Linked DNA regions of Mus musculus: region 1 is linked to region 2. A link is a loop called in an ENCODE intact Hi-C map of the cell type or tissue named here. Cell type or tissue: heart. All regions are shown on one strand. Links, peaks and the distances in the headings refer to the core of each region. The heading gives the core; the rest is flanking DNA.

Region 1 (6,548 bases), core at 2,076-4,575, 890 kb after region 2:
CTGAACCGTAGGTTGAATCCTCACAAATTGAAATTGTATATATTGTTTATATGGAGAGGTACTCAGCCTTAGGGAAGAAAGAAAGGCATGGCCATTTGCAGCAGTGTGGATTACTCTAAAGAACCCAGCTGCAGAAACACTGTCTATAATTGCAGGTCTATGTGGATTCTGAAATACAGCTGCACACAGGGTGAGAGTAGAATACTACCACCAACGATTGGGTGGTAGAGGAAAAGGTGGCTTGTTTCCTGCAAACTTCCAGCCTCACACTGGGTATGTTCTAGAACTCTACTGGACAGCAGCAGAGTCACTGTAACTAATAGTGGTGTACTGTATTCGCAACAGTGCTGAGGACACATTACATGATTTTGCACATGTATAGCCGTGAGGAGATGGCTATGTTAGCATGATCGTGATAGTTCTCAATATCATATTGTATACCTGAGATATGTAATTTGTACTTTATCCTTTATTACAGCTAGTGAATAGTCATCTTCACAAATATGTTTATAACAGCAAAATCCATAATGGTTTAATTTTAAACCATTGTCTACTTTTCTATATTCCCTAGAGTCCTTGTCTTAACTTTAACAGTTAATGAGATTGTATTATAATTTTACTTACCATTACATACTTATGTAGTCCTGCTAATAATATTAATAATAATAATCACATTGAAGTCCCCTGAAATTCTCATCTACTGAAGAAAATTTGGGCTTGTTCCTTTATGTAAAAAGAAAACATTTTATCTGGTTTTGACTATTAGGAATCAAACTTACTTTTGGACATGTTCTTGGCTAACATTTTATTTTCTCTTAAAATACTGCTTAGAGTCACTGGGTCACAGAGTAATTGTAATTTATTTTAAACCTGTATTTTTAAACACTTTATTAAATCAATAATAGCTAGCTGCATATGTATCAGAAGATGGCCAAGTTAGCCACCATTGGAAAGAGAGGCCCATTGGTCTTGCAAACTTTATATGCCCCAGTACAGGGGAACGCCAGGGGCAAGAAGTGGGAGTGGGTGGGTAGGGGAGTTGGGCGGGGGTATGGGGGACTTTTGGGATAGCATTGGAAATGTAAATGAAGAAAATACCTAATAAAAAATCAGTAAGAGCTGAGCTGTTTTCTAAGGAGGCTGAGTCATTTTACAGTGGCAACAGCAATACTTAGCAGTTTAGTGCTAACTTTTAAGGTTCTGATTATTCCAAAGGGTGTAAATAGTTATAATTCAGTTTTGGCCCATTGGTCATGTTTCTGAGTACCAGCTCTTAACTGAAGATGTGGAGTGTTTGTGTGTGTGTGTGTGTGTGTGTGTGTGTGTGTGTGTGTGTGTGCAGTAGAGGCAAGTAGGGCAGAGTGACATGATCCAATGCTTATCTCTTACAAGCTGTTCCCAGGGGCCTCTGGTACAGTTCCTATCTGTATAGTTTGGTACAGTTCCTATCTATCTGTATAGTTTCCCCAGTGGAACTTTGCTACATGCAGAGGTATGATCTTACAATTTGTTGGACTTTGGACTTTGTTTGCCATGAAACCATAATATTATAACTGAGACTTTCTGGACCTTGGTGATAATAAATGAAGATGAAACCCCCTACCCCCAACCACCCGGTACTCACTAGACAGCAATAGAGAAGGGATGTGTTCTAGACTGGGAGTTTAGATGACAGTTACAAGTCATGTGATTTGAGATAAGATCACAAGACATTATAAAGGAATAAGCAAGACAAGGAAAACTCTGAATTTCAGGCCACCACTAAAATTTGTGACTATGAAGGTAAGCTGAAATTATTAACAAAATAGTACCCCAGTTAAGTAGTGAATGAATATATTGTCCTGAAAGCAGACAAGCAACAGTACTAAAGTCCTTTCTGAGCACTGCTACAAAATCTACAACCTCTTCTTTCCAGATTATTCTGGTAATGAGATCTCTGTGTTTCTAGATGTAGATTTTTTTAATAAAAAGTATGCTCAAATTACATCTATAGGCATTGTATGGTTTTTGCACAGATACTATAGGGAACTGTATCCATGTCTAGGACATACGGTATTATAGAAAAGAACATAAAGGAACATAGCAAAAGAACAAATTATAAAGAAAGAAGTCTGTATGAGACCAGAGCACACATCTAAGCTTTCTTCCTGGACACACTTAATTTCTTCCAGCAACAAGTCCCTAAACCATGTGAATAGTCTGCCAGAAGTTACTTGTAAGACTTAGATTGTAGTGTTAGATTATACCACTCCACTTTGCTTTATTTATTTATTTTTCTTCTTCTTCTTGTTAAAGGAGATTACGGGACCCACTGGTTGCTGTGTACTAAGATTCCTGGCACCCAGATTGCAAGCAGATTGAAATGTGTTCAGCGTAAAATACATTTATTCAAACACTTTAGACACAAGGGATGGCTCTTAATAAAGAACAGTGGAAGCATTGTTGAATTCTAGTTGCTCAGACACTAGTCAGGGACCAATGTGTAAGCAGTCTTTTCAAGGGTGAGTCCAAGCCGTGTTTGCTCCTTTGTGACTGAGTCACCTCACTCAGGATGATAATTCTCAAGTTCCATCCATTTAAACACATCCAAAGCAAAAAGAAAACTGAATTTAGGCGAGTGTAGGGTATGGTCAAATCTCTATCCTATAAAAGCCTTCTTGAAGCCTCGGTTTTTACTATCCAAGTTTGTCTTTTGCACCGGTGGGTGTGCCCTCTAAACTCGGATCTTCCTAAATGTTTGGGTAGAGCTTAGCTGGGGAACTGACTCATCCTAGCACTCTTTCGGCAAAGCGTAGGCACTCAATCCTGAATGAATGAATGAATGAACGTGTAGAAAGAAGGCGGAAAAGGGGTTCGTTTTTTCCGAGATGTGACAGACTAGCGCGTAGTCACGACAGCCACAAAGCAACAAGACCCAAACCTTTCTGGACAGATGCCCCACTTCCCCCAGGCTCTCGTAGCAAACCCAGCCCTGCAGACTACGCCCCGCCCACCCAGCAGCCAGACTTAGGAAAGACTGGCTGCCCGGAAAACCGGAAGTGCTGGTAATTCCCTGCGCATGCGTGTCCGCCTCGGCTCGCACTTCCTACACTCGGTCATCCAGTGAGGAAGCCGGGCCGCTCACCCGACGCAGCGGGGTCTTCGCCCGCCCCGCCCCTCACCCACTGCGCATGCGTCCTGACTGGCTTGTGCGCCTGGAGGCGGGGCGCCAGGGCAGTTTTTTTTTTTCTCCCCTTCGCTCCCGCCCCTGCGCTTCCCACCTGCCACGTACGGGACCGTGGCTGTCGCTAGGCTCGTCGGGTGCGTGCGATTGGCCAGCTCTGCGCAGCCTGCAGCTCGGCGAGGCTCGGCGGACGGCGGCGGAGCGGACGGGGTTTGGAAGCCTCCTCTGCGACACCGAGTGAGCCCGCAGCGGCCGGGTCAGCTGAGGTGGACGGCCTCGGCAAGCGGGGTATGTCCGCCGGAGTGAGGCGCGCGTGGCGACTCAAGGAGGAGGTCGGGGGAACCGGGAGGGCCGCAGGGCTTCTGGAACCTCCCAGCGCCGGGTGGGAGGGTGGGGCTGGGGACCGTGGGAAGGGGCTGGGAGGGAGGGCGCAGGGCCCGGGTGAGGCGGACGAGCGGCCCGGCATGGGGGAGGGGCGGCTGGGAGGGAGGGAGGGAGGGGGAGGAGAGGGCGCCCGGCCCGGCCTGACCTGGAGGGCGTTTGGCCCCGCTGATACCCCAAGTCCTGTTCCCTCCGGCCCCAGAGAGTAGAGGGGAGCCTGGGGGTACCTCTTACGGAGGTCGAGAACCAGGGATCGAAGAAGCCTGGGGCGTTTGCTCGGTGCTTCACCCTCTAGAGCAACTTGGAAGGTGGAGGGTGAATCATGGAAGACATAGAAAGGGGGCTTGAGAAAGCCCAAAGCGTTTGTGCCTGATCCCCGGGAGTGGCTTGGACGTTGGAGCGTAGACCTGGAGTTAATCGGTAGATTGAGGACACAGAAAGGAGCCCCATTCGGTCGTACACTCCCGTGCTTAGTGTCCTCTTGGGGCCCTACCCAGTTTTACTGATTACAGTTGCCAACTTTTGTTAAGTTGCCGTCTCTGGGCACGGTAGGGAGAATTGTAGATAGGTAATCTCAAAGATTCTACCAAAGTAGCTTGTTAGGCTCCCTTCGCATGTGCAGAAAGTACGCCGCAGAGAAGAACTTGAGCTCACATAGCTACCAGTGAAAATGGTTACATTCTTGCCATATACACTGCGTGTCATACAGATTTTGAGACCCACTTACAGTTTTAGAATAATCAAGGTTCTTTAAAGAAAGAAAAGAAAAGAGAGAAAGAAAAAATAGAGAAGAAAAAGGAGCCAGTTGGTGGTGGTGCACTCAGGAGTCAGAGGCAGGTGGATTTCTGAGTTCGGGGCCAGCCTGGTCTACAGAACAGCCAAGGCTACCCAGAGAAATCCTGTCTTGGGGAGGCGGGGACAAGAAAAGAAAGAAGGGAAAAAGAAACTTGTTTAGAGGGTGGGCGTTTTAGAAGCTTCTGAAAGAGGGCCTCTTCTCAGGTTAAGCAACAGGTGCCTGAGGCTGAGGTATCCTAGTGCAGGGGCTATGTCCTTGGACACATCAGTGTATCCCAGTTACCAGGAATTTCTTGGATGAAGGTTAAGTTCCAGGTTGAGTCACTTCTGGACTTAGGAAGTAGTAAGACAGCAACGAGATGCATCAGAAAATGCATAGTGATCTTAACAGTAGTTCTAGGAACTCATTCATGTTAATCTCTACCTGCTTAGAGAAAGGCAGGACCAGAGTTGACAGCTGTGTGGACGAGGTTTTCTCTTGGGACAGGAAATAACGGTGGTGCCTGACATTGCTACACAAATGGACAACTTTTAGCTAAGACTGCAGGGAGGAAACTAGAAATGAAACTGGGCCACCCATGGTAGATGTTAAGGATATGTAATGTTAGCTTTTAGGTCCACTGGAGCTGAGTGCTTCCCAGTTCCATCAGAGGGCATATTAATTACCAAGTACATTTGTGCTGGAACTTGGTCTTACTTGGGAGTGTATCTTGATATGAGGTGCCCCTTCTGGCCAGGTAAAGAAGGTACTGTGAGATGGTTCTATGGTTCAGGAACTGAGAGTGTTCAGCTTTCTAAGCACCGGTCCTTAGTCTATATTGCTGACTTATATGGCCTATAGATAGAAGGCAGTAAATGCAGATTTATTGTAAGATCTTCATTCCTGTCAGACTATCAATGAAAGTATGAGATAGTTACTATCTTTCTAAACTTAATATGTTTTAGAGCCTGGGGTAGAGTAGATGTTATGTAAATGTTTTCTAAAGGTGGAGAACAAATTGGGCCAACAATGTAAGAGTTGGTTCTATAGAGGTGTCACGTCATCACAGCCATTAGAAGTCACCTGTGAGACTGATCAAACAAAACCCAACAGTGCTCTTTACATTAAGATAACTGTGGCATCCAGATTGTGGAACATTGTTCCACTTTGTTCTTCTGCTTTGACCTTGTAGTGAAGGGCTGTTTTCATTTGAGGGATAGTTAGACGCAAAGACTAGATAGAGCGTTTATGTGAGGACTACTGGGAGGTTTATATTTAATATTCATGATATAAGCTAGGACTCATGAAAAACAATTCAAGATGAATAGTTTGGTGATTTGGTGAGGGATTTTCCACATTAAAGGGGCGGGGGTGAAAATGGAGGTTCAGTAAGTTTTAGGGAAGGAGACAGAAAGCTGGCAATAGTGAAAGTTCAGGAATGAAAGCAGAGTAGCCTGTGGGAGGTTCAGGACAGCTTAAATGGTGCTCTTGGTCATTTACTTGGAACAGGTAAAAAGAGTAGGAACATTCTGTGTCTATAGATAAGCATGTTAAGGAATTACTTGGCCTTGCAGAAAAACAAATATTAACCCATTACTTGATCCTAAATATGCACTTTTATAGTAGTAATTTGAATTACTAAAAGTCTTAAGGTTCAGAATTAGGATTATAAATTCATAGGACAATCATATTGAATAACCTGAAATGAGATAATAATAAGAAAAACCCATGAGGGGAAAATTCTGTAGCAAGCCAGTATCAAATAGCTACTTTTACCATTTAAAAAAATACATTTTTTTAACGTGGTACCAAGTATTTATGGAACCCAAAGCCTTATGCATACTAAGCAAGCACTGTACCACAGATCAATGTCCTTTTTTAGAGTCTGGTAGCCTGGACTGATCGATCGATCAATTATTTATTTATTTATTTATGGTTTTCCTAGGCAGGGTTTCTCTGTGCAGCCCTGGCTGTCCTGGAACTCACTTTGTAGACTAGGCTGGCCTTGAACTCAGAAATCCACCTGCCTCTTCCTCTCAAGTGCTGAGATTAAAGGTGTGCGCCACCACGGCCCGGTGCCTGGACTGATCTTGAACTTTGTAGTTGAGGCTGGCCTGAGTTCCTGATCCTGTCCATCCTATACTTAGTTCTCTTCTTTTTAAAATAAAGAATGCATGGCTGGGGAGATAGATGGCCAAGCTATTAGCAGCAGTACTACTTTTGAAGAGG
Region 2 (6,548 bases), core at 1,784-4,283:
CTTTTTGGTTTTTCGAGACAGGATTTCTCTGTATAGCCCTGGTTGTCCTGGAACTCACTCTGTAGACCAAGCTGGCCTTGAACTCAGAAATCTACCTGCCTCTGCCTCCTGAATGCTGGGATTAAAGGCATGTGCCACCACACCCGGCTTCAGCTTGTTTTCTTATTGAACCCAGGACTACCAGCCCAGGGCTGGAACCACCCACAATGGGCTGAACCATCCCCCATCAATCACTAATTAAGAGGATGGTCTAAAGGCTTGTCTACAGTCGAATTTTATGGAGGAGGCATTTTCTCAATCAAGGTTTCCACCTATCAGAGGACTATAACTTGAGTCAAGTTTATAGTAAAACTAACCAGCACAGTATGCTAACCTCTATCACAACACTTTTATCTTCACAGCAGTAGGTACCAATCTTTTCACATCGTGGCATCCACAGGAATTCTTGGCATTTGTACAGAAGCAAGTACACAAGTAAGAGAAGGGTATTCCAACCTGAGGCAACAGGACAAGAGGCTCTGCTGGTTCCAAAGATGGAGAATCGCTATCTTACCCATGCTCAAATCGGTTCTGTTCTGAACAGTAACGTCAACACAACTTACCCTAAACAATCATACTATCATACCCTTCAACTATAATAGTACTGTTCAGACTTCTTTGTATGGCACTTTAGATTTAGGAACAGAACTGGGAGAGCTCTGAGGGGTCATCTAATTTATTTACTTTGTGTTATAGACCCCCCCCCCCGCAAGCCCAGTAAGGTTAAAAGCTTACCTGAAACTTTTTCACTAAGGAACAGATTTTTTAAAATTACACTCATACTGCCGACTGATAAACATTGACAAGCTAAAGTTTAAGTGACTTGTCTTCTATGAAGGTTGTCCAGTTCAAACTCCTGAGAAATGACCCATTCATACCCAAACTCTAACAGTACTTATTCATATGCTATACAGGAAAAGGGGCTCAGGCAAAGCTCCAGTAGTTGTTTCAGCCTTAGCTTCCCTGTGTTCATGAGGTGATCAGGTACTGTTGGAGTCTGTCAAAAGACCCTCACTCACAAAGACTACAGAGACCTCCATTGCTGAAAACCGCAAGAGGTTTTTTATTATTCCAACATGTTGGGGACCCTCCTCAGCACCCAGGCAAGAGGAGAGACCCAGAATAAACAAAAAACATACTTTTTATGCCTTGTAAGGGGCAGATTTAGGTAACAGGGCTATCTGGCTTATTCTCATTGGTGTAGCAAGTAACCCTTTCACGCATTAGTTGGTTTGTATAGGGTGACTATGTAACCCTTTGGCCTAGTGACTCACTTTGCCTGCCCTTATGGTGGGTTATTATCAGCAAAGCAGCACTACATTTTGATCTTATAGGTCAGCTATTAACATCACAGCTCTTAATGTCACAGGGAATTTTAGAAAGGTCAGGGTGGTTTGTAGTCTTTCTCAGAATTCAGTGTGGGGCAGGGTAGGGGGATTTCTCTGGAAATTGCTATCTTGTTATGGTTATTTTTCTAAGAACAGCTCATTTTGTTTTGGCAGCTGTAGACTCAGTCATTTTGACTGCTATGTTTCTGAAAGTCCCTTCAGAGGGGAAGAGGCTGGGTGGTCTTGAACTTATTTTGGATTCTACAGTACCAGATATGGGTGTTGGAGTTGGAGGTGGGGTTAGGGTAGGCTAACTTATAAACCCAGATATCTATTTACTGGTAACAAAACAGTTAAAGGGAAGATACAATTTATATTGTTTATTCAATAGAGCTTGTATTTTTTTCTATAAAGGGTGAATTAGCAAATACACGAAGTATGAATGTATAGACGCACCATATTAAAGCCACTCTTTCTTTCTGGTTAGTTTATGTTGTCCAAAGCGTTCTACTATAAAAGTAACTTATGAGCACCGGTACAAACAACTCAATCGCTGCATTTGGCCTGTGGCCTTCCTGACCTCTTAATACCTGTTGTCAGGCAGATGGCTAATGGAGATGACAGAAACAAATGTACTGTTGAATAAAACAATTCTCCTCCTCCTCCACAGGATGTCTCTGCAGAGTCTTGGGTGTCCTGGAACTCCCCTGTAGACCAGGCTGGCCTTCAACTCAAGGAATCTGCTTGCCTCTGCTTCCCAGATTGCTGGGATTAAAGGCGTGCGCCACCACACCAGGCCCCAAGTTCTATTCATGTTCCAAGGGCCATGGTACTGAATGGGACAGATCACAATCCAAGTCCTCTAAAGAGAATATCAAAACCTGATTAAGTATTTTAAATAGAGAAGTGGTATGTTTCAGGTCTTCAGGATATTCGTCCCTCTTAAGTTGTAGAAAAAGAGCAGCAACGTTCACATGTACAACCAAGTTCCGACATTCATCGTCAGCAACTCTCAGGTGCGTTTCTAAGGACAAACTGCACAGGCGCTGGAACGCCAGAACCCTGACAACCAAGTGAAAACACATCCACGTGCTCGGGTCTCCTCCCGCGGTGCAAGCTCTTTGAAATCCAACAGAGAAAAATCGTCTTAGCATCCGTTCTTGCACTTTCGACATCGGCTTTTCGGCCATAAACCAAAACAAAATACTTAAATATTAAAAAAAAATAACCCAAACCGATGGTAACTCTTTTCTTGTATTTCTAGGCTCAACAGAGCATTTATTTGGAGTTTCTAGGCCGATCTTGAACGTCTGAGCCTGTGTGGAAACGGCGACACCCCTGGCTGCCGCAGCTGGGGGGGCGTGGCGTCTGTGACGTCATCTCCAGTGGCGCGGGCGACGGAGTTCCTTGGTTTTTCCGCGTGTAGCGTTGCTAACGCCGCCAGTGAAGCTGAGCCCAGGAGCGCGAGCGGCCGCCTTGCTTTCATCTGGTTGTCAGTTCGCGTCCGGGTCTCACGGGGATGGCAGACGATCTGGGAGACGAGTGGTGGGAGAACCAGCCGGCAGCCGCCAGCAGCCCAGGTAAGCTCTCGCCCGCCTCCCTCGTTCCTCCTGCCCTGGTCCTCGCCTCAGCTGCCTTACCCGCGTGTGGCAGTCGTGGCGGTCTGCCCGGAGGTGGAGCGCGGAGCCGTGGGAACATGGGACGGCGCGGGAACTGGGGAGGGACAACACCGTGTCACACGTGGAACGAGAGGGACCCCGTCGCCGCCTGCCAGTCTGAGAGGGCTACTTCCTGCGCTCTGGTTTTCTAGACTTTTTACTATTTTCTTGAGACTAGATAGACCGTTTCTGTACAGTTTGTCATAGTGGTTACCAGTAATCCCTGAACTAGGTTCAGATTGGGAATTCAAATCACAGACTCTGATACTCCGACACATTCTCCTTTTTCCTCACGTGTGAAAGGAGTAATTCTCTCCAAAAAATTGTGAAGATGTAGTGAAGGTAATTTAAAGTTGTATAGCACAACACAATTTTTGGCGTGTAGTATATGTACAAAATATTAAAGTAGCGTGTTCTTTATCATGTGTAGTTCGAGCCAGCAAGGGGCTTAACTCTTCTGCTTTACAGCAAATTCTTTTCTTTTCTTTTCTTTTCTTTTCTTTTCTTTTCTTTTCTTTTCTTTCTTTCTTTTTTTTTTTTTTTTAGACAGGGTTTCTCTGTGTAGCCCTGGCTGTCCTGGAACTCATTCTGTAGACCAGGCTGGCCTCGAACTCAGAAATCCGCCTGCTTCTGTCTCCCAAGTGCCGAGATTAAAGGTGTGAACCACCACTGCTCGGCTCCAACAGTTTCTATTATGGTGTACTATGTGTACCCATTCTGTGTGCAGTAGGCATTTTATTTTCAAGTAAAGTAGCATTAAGTAACCCCCCCACTCCAGTGGCCTTGAACATTTCATGCCCCATAAGACTTAACCATGCGATAGCTACTTCTATTGTTACTGTCTCAAGTCACCCTCCAAGGATCCAAGGTCCACCTGTCTCTAGTTTTAGATGGTAGGGTCAATGTCATATTTCCATTTATTTTGATCTCAGTACCATCTCACATGATAGCAAACAGAGTTAACACGTTTAGACCATTTCTCAGTGTGAAACTGAAAGTTACAGCATGGGTTTTGTGATTTAAGGGGAACAGAAGAGTAGAGTGTCAGTCCAGTGGCGAGTGGCAGTCTGGATCCCAGGGTTGAGACTAGACTAGGGATGACAGAAGTAGGAAGCTAAAAGTCAGGTAATCTGTAACTCTCAGTCTCCCCATCGTTTGAGGAGTGTTTCTCAAATGACTCAGTAGCTTCTTCTGAGTCTTAGATGCCCCCTCTCACCATACATGTAACAAGAAAACCGGAGTGTTCAGAAATGCCAGGAGACAGTGGATATGACAGTAATGCCAGTTTTCATTTGTTGAGCTCTTAGTATGATCTAAATTCTGAAACTCTTAATTCTCCTGCCTCAGCCTACCTATTGCTGTCATGCATTGTTTTTGCTGCTTTATGAGCACTAGATTATTCATCTTTGTAAGTGTACAGAGAAGTAGTTATCTTTATCCCTGTTGTATACGGGAGGAAACAGAAGCACTGAGATCTCAGAGATTAGCTTGGGCTTCTCCTGTTGAGTGAGGTAGCTCTCCTTCACAGTCGGATGATCTGAAGTCAGTCTGTCTTGCGCTTGCATTTTTCCTGATAACTACTGTGACCAAAGAGAAGAATCCCATCTCTAAGCAAACCCATTATTGATTTTAAAAGGTATACGATGCGTGCACATTATTATCAAACTGTGTCAGTTGACTCTCAGTCTGATTTTGTTCAGAACTAAATAAGCAGTTTTAACCGTACACTTTATCTTTTTGTCAGTGATTGAGATGTAATCCTAATATGTGATTTATTTTGGAATTCAAACATCTGGATGGCTTCTAAAGTATTCAGTGGTTAATAGGAATAGTGTTGTAAACCTGCCTTTCTCCACACTTCCATGTGTCAGTCCCCACAACCCATCAGTCTCACACAGGCTTGGAAGGATGTGGCTATGTTTCTTTGTTTCCTTTATTTCCTGTTGTGTCTCCCTCCACAAGGTTTCCTGAGTCTTTCTTTGCATTTTGCTCTGTGGACCTATATGTTGTTCTAACTTGTATGAACCACTGTAGTAAGCTCAAAATAGAGGCCTCAGCATCAATATTTGCCCCTCAGCTACCAGAGAATTCAGTCCCCACCGGCTTACCCTGGCTCAGCAGCGCTGCTCCTCACTTGCTCTGGTGCTCAACAGGCTCCATTCCTTTTGTCTCAGGCTCTTGTAGTTCCTTGCTGTCCTTCTGATGTAGTAACTAGCTGTTAACATAGGAACTCAGTTCAGACCTCTGTTAAACACAAGAGAGGAAATGAAAGGTCTTCCACATTTATTAGGGGTATTTTTCATGAAACTCATGGATACCTAGCAGGAAATGTACGCACGGTTTGCAGAATCATCACCTCCCTGAGAAGCTGCTCCTGGTTAGCCTACAGTAGTGCTTGGGTGACTTCTGATGTTGGCAGGTCATTTAGCGCTGGCTGCTGCTTGCCTTATTAAATCAGTCTCCTGGCACGGGGATTATAAACTCCATGGAAGCAGAGCTTAGGTTTTCCTCATTCTCTGCTTTATCCCAGAGGCTCAGAGCGGTGATTTTGTTGGTAGAAGGCATTCATTCAGTCTATTAGTAAACTTTTAATAGTTCATAGCTTCATATTGGCTGGAGACCTTATACCTCTGAAGATGCTTACTCTTATGGAAGAGCTGTCAAAATCCTGTGTTTTACAGTAGTGAGTAATTAATCTTTATTACGTTTATTTTATTATCTTTATTTTAAAATGGGATTTTACTTAGCCCAGACTGCTGGCCTGAAACTTGAAGTCTTCCTGCTTTGGTCTCCTGAGTGCTAGGATTATAAGTACCCACTACCGTGCTCAGCTGGATTCAGTGTTATAAATTATGTAATAAAGGGAAATAGATGCCTGACTCGTAACCAAGGCTGCAATTCACACAGGTGACAGCTTCTATAGCTTAGAGTGAGTGCCCAATTCTTTATGTGATTGCAGAGAGGAGCATTATAGGTATTGTTCAAATCATGTTGCTTTATTGATGTTAAATTTCCTCTGGAATGACTTGGTCGGGGAGCACTGAGGATCTCTAAGTGAATAGCTCGTTTGTCTTGTTGTTTACCATTTCCACCAAGATTGGACTGTTGTGGTATAATTTAATGTGCAGGCATTATACACCACTGTGAAGCATCGTCTATGCTATGTGATTCAAGCTTGGAATAGCTCCTGTAGATGCTGGCAGTACTCATAGAGATCCAATTCAGAGCATGATGTTTTCAAGATTATTTATTGAGGTCAGCCCAAATGTTGACACAGAATTAGAGAGAGAAAAACACCATCAGTTTACATTATTGGATTGTATGTATTGGTGTGCTTAATAAATACCCAGACAACATGACAGAATGTTTAAGGACAAAATTCAGGATGAATAAACAGAAGAGGAAGAAAAGAAATAGGCGACATTGTCAGTCATGGTCTGTACTTGAAAACCAACGGATGGACTGTCAAATAACCTAGGAGACTTGTTAGAATTCCCACAATTCTTACAAATTTTGACAACAG

What was found. A loop is a pair of places that touch in the nucleus more often than their neighbours do. Peaks named below come from ENCODE experiments on the same cell type or tissue, not always from the same donor. Only the 100,000 strongest peaks of a DNase experiment are listed, where the experiment ranks them.
Region 1: it touches region 2 in a loop (6-fold over the local background); 7 of 42 quality-filtered maps call a loop at or near these places.

Annotation. Positions count from the first base shown.
Region 1 is chr16:56,714,088-56,720,635 of GRCm38, reverse strand. Tfg (Trk-fused gene) reads left to right here and starts at 3,186. Exons shown (of 8, transcript NM_019678.3): 1 at 3,186-3,451. In heart, for the core only: no CTCF peak of the experiment used is centred there; a DNase peak (open chromatin) is centred at 3,075; H3K4me3 peaks cover 2,429 bases; H3K27ac peaks cover 2,425 bases.
Region 2 is chr16:57,603,065-57,609,612 of GRCm38, reverse strand. Cmss1 (cms small ribosomal subunit 1) reads left to right here and starts at 2,746. Exons shown (of 10, transcript NM_025599.3): 1 at 2,746-2,947. The coding sequence starts at 2,887. In heart, for the core only: no CTCF peak of the experiment used is centred there; a DNase peak (open chromatin) is centred at 2,772; H3K4me3 peaks cover 1,642 bases; H3K27ac peaks cover 1,083 bases.